Linked DNA regions of Mus musculus: all the other regions are linked to region 3. A link is a contact called in ENCODE POLR2A ChIA-PET data. All regions are on one chromosome and are shown on one strand. Each heading gives the region's core, a stretch centred on a gene start or an enhancer-like site at or near the end of the contact. The rest is flanking DNA. Distances are from core to core; before and after follow the strand shown.

Region 1 (2,700 bases), core at 101-2,600, 81 kb before region 3:
TCAAGTATTTGAAAATACTTTAATTTTTTCCTGTTGAATTAATGAATGAATGGAAGGTTTAAGAGTCATTTTCCATCAGGCATGGTGATGCAAGCCTTTAATCCCTGCACTTGGGAAGAAAAGGCAGGCTGATTCCTTCCTGTTCATGATCAGCCTGCTCTACATAGTGAGACCCTGTCTCAAAGAAAAAAAAAATTTTTTTTTTTCCTTAATGAGACCACTCTGCCTAAATATCTAAGACTGCTGGGGATCCACTGGCATAAACCCCCGGGCCTGGTCAAAATGCAGATCTTGCCTCACACCACCAACCTATTGAACATAATCTGCATCATAACAAACTCCCTAAAAGAGCGAGATCTGTAACAGCTCGGTGGTAGACCACATGCCTCAGCATGCATAAGGCCCTACACTCAATCTCCCCTACTACAAAAAAGATAAAAAATTTAAGTATTCCTCAAGACGCGTATATTTTGTATGTATCTGTGTACATATGGAAATTTAAGAAGCAGAATACATCGCTTCTACAGAGACACTGTGGAGCACACTGACAGTTCTGACAGGGGCTCTCTTGGTCCACCTATGTTTAAAAGAGAGAGGATGATAGGTTTGCCGTCCTGTGACTCTTGCCTGCTTGGTCTGAGCCTTGAATTCTACAGACCTTTAGTCAGCTTGGGGTTTTGCATACAGCTCAACTTGTCTCTGAAAGTTAGAGGTACACGAGTTAAGAGGAGTTCTGCCACCAACTGAGGACAGGAGAATGCAAATATAACCGATCTGGCACAACCGAGCTGTGAGACATTAAAATAAGATACCTGACAGTTTTTAAAACTATACAGCACGTTGTCCCAATGATTTTGTTTTGTCTTTATCAAGTGAGCTGGGAGTGTGACTTTGGGATAGAGTGATAAGTTAGCATGCTTAAGACCCCGAATTCTAGTCCCAGAACTTTAAATACAACAACAACAACAAACCCCAAAGTCAGAGTACACATGAGAACAGCGGCCTCGACCTAACACGCCCCCTGCCTGACGCGCAGCCTAGGAACCTAAACCTAAGCCGGCTACACACAAGCTTAGGCGCTGATCTGGAGAACAGCCTGGGTGCGGACAACCCTCCCGCGCAGACTGGTCCATGGCTTTTTCTGCCAGCGCTTACCTGAACCACTTTAGTGAACTCCTCATACACCCGCTTTTTCAGGTGCGCCGCCATGGCTGCACCGGACCTTCTCGGCTTCTGTACTTGCTGAGAACGTGGAGAGAAACCTTTCTACAGCACCGATTTCGCTGCAATCCCACAAAGCAGTGGGGTTGCTGGATAGAGAGGCCTCTTCCTGAAGCTCCACTGCCCAGTGAGTCGATTGGCTGCCGCTACTGCTGGGAGACGGAAATTAGAGTGCATCCTGGAAGATGGGTGGAGTAAAAGGCGGGGCTGGTGGGAGCTGGAGGCAAAACCCGGAGCTGTATCCTGGAGGTGCCCTGCTAGAATCTTAGGGTGAGTGTTGCCATAGTTCCAGCTCCTCCCCGAAGTTCGTTTTACTTTGTTACAGTAATTTAGAAGTTATCCATCAATAAGAAAGAAGAAGAAGAAAAACGGAAAGATAAAGAAAAGAAAGCCAAGAATCTTCCTGTTGAATCAATGAAAGGTTTAAGATCATTTTTCTGAATGGTACTACTCTGCAAGTCTGAAGATTTAAGAATGCTGGTGGTCCACCCGGAGCCAAGTCTCTATCAGGACTGTCAGTGTGTTCCACGAATCTCTGGTGAAGAGACTAATGCTTCCTCTGACAGCTGGGAAACAGTGAAAAAGAATCTTGAGACTGAGGATGAAGCCACGTGTTGTGGTGTCAAAAACCAGGAGCCAACACTGAGATATAGAAAGGCAAAAATGTTACCATTACAGACACACCCACACACACACACCCACAGTAGAAGGATGAGGTGTCCTCAAAGTCTTACAAAGGTTCTTTATGACTTTGGCAAGCAAGCAAAGCTTAATAAAAAGGGAACTTTATTATGATTAGCATTTAGCATAAACTCAATTACAGGTTTTTAACTTCATTGTAGTTGGTAGGTTTCAGAAAACCTTGTTTTTCAAGTTAAGTCTGCTTCTCAGAAGGTCTTTGTAGTCTTTCTTTGGAAAACAGTCTACATAATAGAAAGATAAATCTCATTTTGCCTAAAAAATGCAAGTACAAATATCAAGACCCTGGAAATAAGTCTAGAACATGAACAATGAGTAGAATAGAGTTCCTGTTATTATTTAACCCTTGTTAAGATCAATAATGAAGGAAGGAATAAGAATGGAATTGCTGTTATTATTTAACCCATATTAAAGTGAATAGTGAAGGCAGAAATAGGGGAGTCAGATTCTAACACAACACTCCTTTAAGACTCTGGTACTTGAACAAGTGACCTCCACGACAAGCATACTGATAATCCCTACCTAACAAAAACATGCTTACAGTGTAATGAAACAATACAGAAACAAGAACACCCTGCATCTGAGATATGTGGTGCTCTTGAGTTTTACAACTCACCTGTTCTTTACTTTTTTAACCAAAACATGGGACATTTAGAGGAGGGAACAGGAAGTTGGTAGGTACAGAGGACCCAAAAACACATAGATTATCTTTATCCTATACTATACGTAGGAAGACTGTGTTACAGCTCAGATGGAAAGGTGTCCTGGCAGTTAGGAGTC
Region 2 (2,700 bases), core at 149-2,648, 68 kb after region 3:
TGGGCTGGAAGAAGAGACCACCCAACCTGAGGCATTTCCTTGCTTGCACAGAAATGCTTTGTTGAAGATGGTCCCAACACCATCCCTCAACCGCAGGCAGAACTTTCCCTAGCCACCCTGGCTCATCTTGTGGTTTTCCTCAGGCACCCACACCTCCTTTCAGCTTTCTCTTCCTGTGGCCTTCCCACTCCTCCCAACAGTGATAACTGTAAACAAAGGGCTTTCAAATAGCTCCAGCCTGAAGACACCATAGAAGGGTTGCCTTGTAGCTGGGCATTGAAAGTGCTAGGGCACAGGTCCTGGAGCACAACTTTGGATGGGTGGGGCATTGGATTGCCTTGTAGCTGGGCATTGAAAGTGCTAGGGCACAGGTCCTGGAGCACAACTTTGGATGGGTGGGGCATTGGGTTGCCTTGTAGCTGGGCATTGAAAGTGCTAGGGCACAGGTCCTGGAGCACAACTTTGGATGGGTGGGGCATCACAATGCTTGCTTCTTTCCTGTCACCCCAGACCAAACCTCTGTTTCCCCTGTGGGCAGAGAAAGGCAGGGTCTTTGAAGGCTTTTGGGGGCAAGTCACTTATCAGGTGTGTTGCTCAACTGGAAACAGTTATCACGGTGAGGCCTTGGCGGGATGTGAGTAGAATGAGTATGTGTGTGACGCACTGAGCTCCAGGGATGGGCTCTTTATTTCTAGTCACATGGAAAGAATGGTGCTGTGTACATCCACACGCCCTGGGTTCACTAGAGCTGGGAGGGGTCCCTGTCATCCCTGTGGTCCGCCTCGCGCTCGCCCACCTAACCCAGCACCCACTCCTCAGCTCTGGAACCGGTCCCTTCTGATCAAACAAGAGGTCCCCTTCTCACCTAGAGACTCGGCTCCTCTTCCTAACCCACCAAAGGCTCCTCCCACAGCGCATCCCTTTCTCCAGCCCCGCCCCTCAGGTGGTTCGGTCTACCCCCTCACCCCGAAACGCGCCCCTCCCCCGCGGCCACGGGCGGGGCTACCCCATTTCACAGATGAGAACAGCGAGGCTGCGACAGATGACCTTTCACGGCAGGACAGGTGCCCGGAAAGACATGTATGCGTCCGCTGGGTCCAGAGCCCTCCCCGAAACCCCTGCGCACCGCACCCACCTCCTGCCCTCGCTCGGCAGCCTCCCCTCCAGCCAGCGCAGCTTCGCTAGGGGGTGGGCCGGGCTGGGGCAGGGGCGGGTCGTCCCGGGCCGCGCGCTGGCCGCCGGGACTTGTAGTCCCCTCTGCGTTCCTTCCTGTGCCGCGTGCCGGGCCCGGACTCCACCTCCCAGGAGGCTACGCGGAGAGCCAGCCCCCTACTGGCCCGCCCCGCCGGCACTGGGACCAGCTGGCCTTAAAGGGGACGCGGCCCGACTGGGAGCTCGCAGGGTAACCCCCGCTGTGGCTCCGCCCCGTTTCCCCGCACCTCACCCCTCTCCCAGTTCCGTCCCGCAGCTCTGAGACCGCGCAGTTGCACTGCCCAGGTCCATCTAGGGTTGTGCGGAGCGGGGTGGGTGGAGTTGGACATCACAAAGTAGCAGCAGCATCCCTGCGGTCTGGGACCCCTCGGTAGGGGAGCGGAGGACCCGCCCTGACCTCGACTGGCCCAGCCTAGTCTAGTCCGGCCCATGCGCCCCGCCCAGGAGTGGGTTCTAAGGTAAGGCCCTCTGAAGTCTAGGAGTTAAGGGGGCTTTGGGTGTTTGAGTGCTCATGTCGGGGGGCGGGGGCAGTGTCTGCACTCTTGACATTTCGAGTGCTCCTTACTTATCTTTAGGACTCTGAGAGCACGAGATTGGAAGGTGGGGGATCTAGGTGCTTCTGGGCCTTTGCTGTGTGACCTTGGCCTTCTAACTGCCCCTCTCTGAGCCTTAACCATCTCCTTCATCAACTGAGTAGTTCCAGCTTCTGTACCTCTCAGTCCTGAGAGCAGCCACAACTAGAACCATGACGCCTGGCAATCTTTTTGCGGAGAACCCCCAGTCTGGGCTAAACAGGCGTAAGGAAGGAAGAGAGGGGGCCCAACTGGAGTAGACACTGAGGATCCAGAGGCAGTCTGATCATCTTTGTCCTGGAGTCCGGGGGCCTTGACATCGCTTGCAGATTGCAGAACTGAAGCTTAAGCGCCTGTCCTCCCTCAGAGAAAGTCTGGGCTGGGAGTGGGGGCTGGGTTAGCAGAGGTTAGTGAGTGGTGGCTCTGTAATCAGGGGCGAGTGTGGACAGTCCCAGAGGGGACTTCTCTTCATCTTCTCTTCCATCTCTCTAATTCCTCTTCAGTAACAGGGTTGTTCTTGCCTGTCACTAGCAAAGCCCTCACTCCTGTCTTTCCAGGACCCAGCCTGGGGCTGGTCGAGGCCTCCTAGGGGGAAGGGTGCCATGCTAGGGTTGCCTTGGTAAGACACTGAGTTAAAACACATTCTGCTGCCAAGAGACCCGAGTGAACCCTGGCGTCCATAGGAGTCAGGGTGTGGGGGCATGAATGTGAGGGGCTGAGAGGACAGCAGATGAACCCCCTCCTCCCCAACGCAGGGCAGGGACCTGCAGACCCTCCCTCCTCCCCTTTGAGGAGATCTGGGAACAGCAGATCCAGGGGCTAACCAGGAGCTGGGGTTTCTTATTGTTTTTTCTGCCTTGTTTGTATGGGCCATTTCTGGAATGGCTGAGTCTTCTTTGGCCTCTGTGAGGTATCT
Region 3 (2,700 bases), core at 59-2,558:
GCAGCCTTATCACTGTAATCTTGCAGCTAAGTAATCAAATTCACCCACTTTCAGAACGCCTTGCACACCCCACCCCCACCCCCAGACATACGAAGTTCTTTTAACTCTTGCTTGATATTCAAAGTTAAGTTCACATCTAGTGACATGATAAAGACATTTGCCACCAAGTCTGACTTGGGGAGTTCAATCCCCAGGGCTGACACGGTATTGGAGAGAGAACTAATTCAGGTTGTTATCTCCCCTCTACCCCCCCCCCCATATAAAGAATAACTATAACAAAGACAGTTAGTTTGCTTCTACATGTATCTTTGGAATTCTACAGTTCTTAGCACAGCTACATTGTGTAAGCTAAGCTATTCTCAATCGTGACCAGAAGCCAGTGACAAACTAGAATATACAGCTTGCTAGTTTATTGACAGTCTCCTATTCCAGAATAAGGGCAGTAGTAGCGTCTGGAGTTTTGTCCACATTAGTCCTCTCCCCAGACCTTATGAATCAAACCAATATTTTAACTGTATATTATTTCTATGCACTCCAACTCTGAGAAGCTCTGGTTCTAAGCACACACCAACACAACACAAGCTCCTCTCTTTAACTAGACCGTGGGCAAGGTGCTTTAACTCTGCTTGGGTCTCGTGCTCTCGTCAGTACAATACTTTCTCACGTCTGAGAGAAATGGGCTGGGCAACCGTTTAGCACGAAGTACAACGCGAACTGTGAGGAGCCCTTCTTGAGTCCTTCGCAGACTTAACCGTGGGGTTTAGAAGTCCCCATTGCACTGCACTTGGTTTTCTTCAATGTGGCTACTCTTGGCGCTGAGAACCCGAGAGGGGATGCACGCCCTGGGAGAGCCAGGCGCCCCCAGCTAGGCAGGAAGGCCTCGTAGAGCACAGATGACCTCAGCGGGCAACCCTGCAGCTCCTCGTCCGAGCGGGATCGCCCGCAGCCCTCACCTGCTCTCATCACCGGTCGCATCCGCAGCATGTTGTCCATCAGGCCCGTGCAGTAGCCCAACAAGCCCATGTAGACAAGCCGCGGGTCGTTCAGCTTGGGCGGGGGCAGGCTCCGGGCCTCGTCCGGCAAGAATTTTAAGGGCTCATGGCCCGGCCGGCCGTTCATCATCTTGAGGCAGGTTCCACGAGAGGTTTGACCTCGACTCCAACTATAGGAAAAACAACGACTCCAAACGCCGTGACCGAGCTACCGTCCTCCTCCGCGCTCTAGGCTGAAGGGCATTGCGTACGGCGGTGCAGCACCCAAAAGCTTCCCTGTGCGCTCAGCCTTAGCAACCTCTGCACGCGAGGTTCCGGGCTTCTAAGTGGCCCACAACGCGTGAAGGCTTGCGCTGACATTGTAGTGTGTGTGTGTGTGTGTGTGTGTGTGTGGGGGGGGGTTATAATAAATAACCCACAGTGGGCAAAGGCTAGGAAACATTGGTATGTATGTATGTATGTATGTATGTATGTATGTATGTAGTCCAGTTACCACAATCGAAATTGTCTCTCACTTACTTGCCCCCAGGCCTATGGCTCTTCAGAAAACATTATCTTAGCATCCAAAAATCAACATCTACAAGTGGTCATAATGGCTAGTTCATTTATCTAAAGCCTATAAAAGCAAGCTTTCTGGGGTTCCAGCAGTTCGTTTGCAGTTACTTCCCCCACCCCCAAAGCCTAAAATGAAGGTAAGGTCAGCACCAGGGTATTCGGAGGTCAGGAGCGAATCATTTACCCTAACCTTGAGATTCAGTTCTGGCGATAGTCTGCTAAAATGGTTCCCCCTAGGCCTTCAGGTCTATGTACGTGGCTGAGAGAAGTGTTCCCCAACGGATTAAGGAGTGAAAGAAGGAATTCCTAAAGTTCTATCAAGCGATTGCCTAGTCTCTTTCCGCTCACCTAAAATAAAGGACTTTCCGTACTTGAACATCTCCCTTTGGAAAGCCCTTCCTGATACTGAAAATGTATATGCTTCTAAGACAGGAGTACTAAATACCAGCTAAGAGTCGAGTGCGGGGATATTCCTCAATACTTGTACTCTTTGAGGAAAATCCAGTGAGACACACAGATAAAAGCAATGGAGCATGTGAGCAAATCTCTCTTAAAATCGTAGTGGTGCCTGTAATCCTAGCAGTTGGCAAGCAGTATGTCATTCTTGGGTACACAAGTCCCTGCCTAAAATAGATGAAACAGACAGACAATACATAAAAGCAATACAGTTGCATCAGCTTGCGCAGACCGGGGTTGAGTAAGAGAAAGGGAGACTATTTATACGGTCTGGGAATCTACCTAACTTTACCATGTAATTAGCAAGTTGAAATGGTTTTCTTTTCCCTGTATCTTTGTCCAACACTGGTCTGAACTGGAAGTTATTTATTTCTTTTTGAGATTTGCTCAAGGTTTTTCATCAGGTAATTATCAGAGCCCACTAGCTAATTATCCTTTCTTGGAAGGAGGAAGGGAATTTATAAGAACCAGGGCCAGAGTCTCCTTTAGTGCCCCGCCGTGAGAGTGAGACTCCACACCTCCACTGCTCACCTCTACCTTCTGCCTAACAAAGGCTGGGGTGGGGTCTTTCCATATCTCTGTGTAGCACTAACTGACCTGAAATTTGCTACTTAGTCCAAGATAGCTTCAAACTAATGGTAAGTGTCCTGCACCCCACCCCACCCCCACTCCCAGTGCTGGGAATATAGTCCTATAC

The links. ChIA-PET counts read pairs that join two places held with the same protein, here RNA polymerase II (POLR2A).
Region 1: POLR2A ChIA-PET joins it to region 3 with 25 read pairs in Patski. The contact joins the promoter of Ints4 here to the promoter of Ndufc2 in region 3. POLR2A ChIA-PET finds 5 or more read pairs at or near these places in 4 of 5 experiments (Patski and embryonic stem cell).
Region 2: POLR2A ChIA-PET joins it to region 3 with 16 read pairs in Patski. The contact joins the promoter of Usp35 here to the promoter of Ndufc2 in region 3. POLR2A ChIA-PET finds 5 or more read pairs at or near these places in 3 of 5 experiments (Patski and embryonic stem cell).

What each region holds. Positions count from the first base shown.
Region 1 is chr7:97,479,606-97,482,305 of GRCm38, reverse strand. Ints4 (integrator complex subunit 4) reads right to left here and starts at 1,350. Exons shown (of 23, transcript NM_027256.2): 1 at 1,156-1,350. The coding sequence starts at 1,209.
Region 2 is chr7:97,330,807-97,333,506 of GRCm38, reverse strand. It overlaps Usp35 (ubiquitin specific peptidase 35), which reads left to right and starts at 1,398. Exons shown (of 11, transcript NM_001177412.2): 1 at 1,398-1,670. It overlaps Kctd21 (potassium channel tetramerisation domain containing 21), which reads right to left and starts at 1,184. Exons shown (of 2, transcript NM_001039039.3): 1 at 1,136-1,184.
Region 3 is chr7:97,398,611-97,401,310 of GRCm38, reverse strand. It overlaps Ndufc2 (NADH:ubiquinone oxidoreductase subunit C2), which reads right to left and starts at 1,308. Exons shown (of 3, transcript NM_024220.2): 1 at 954-1,308. The coding sequence starts at 1,122.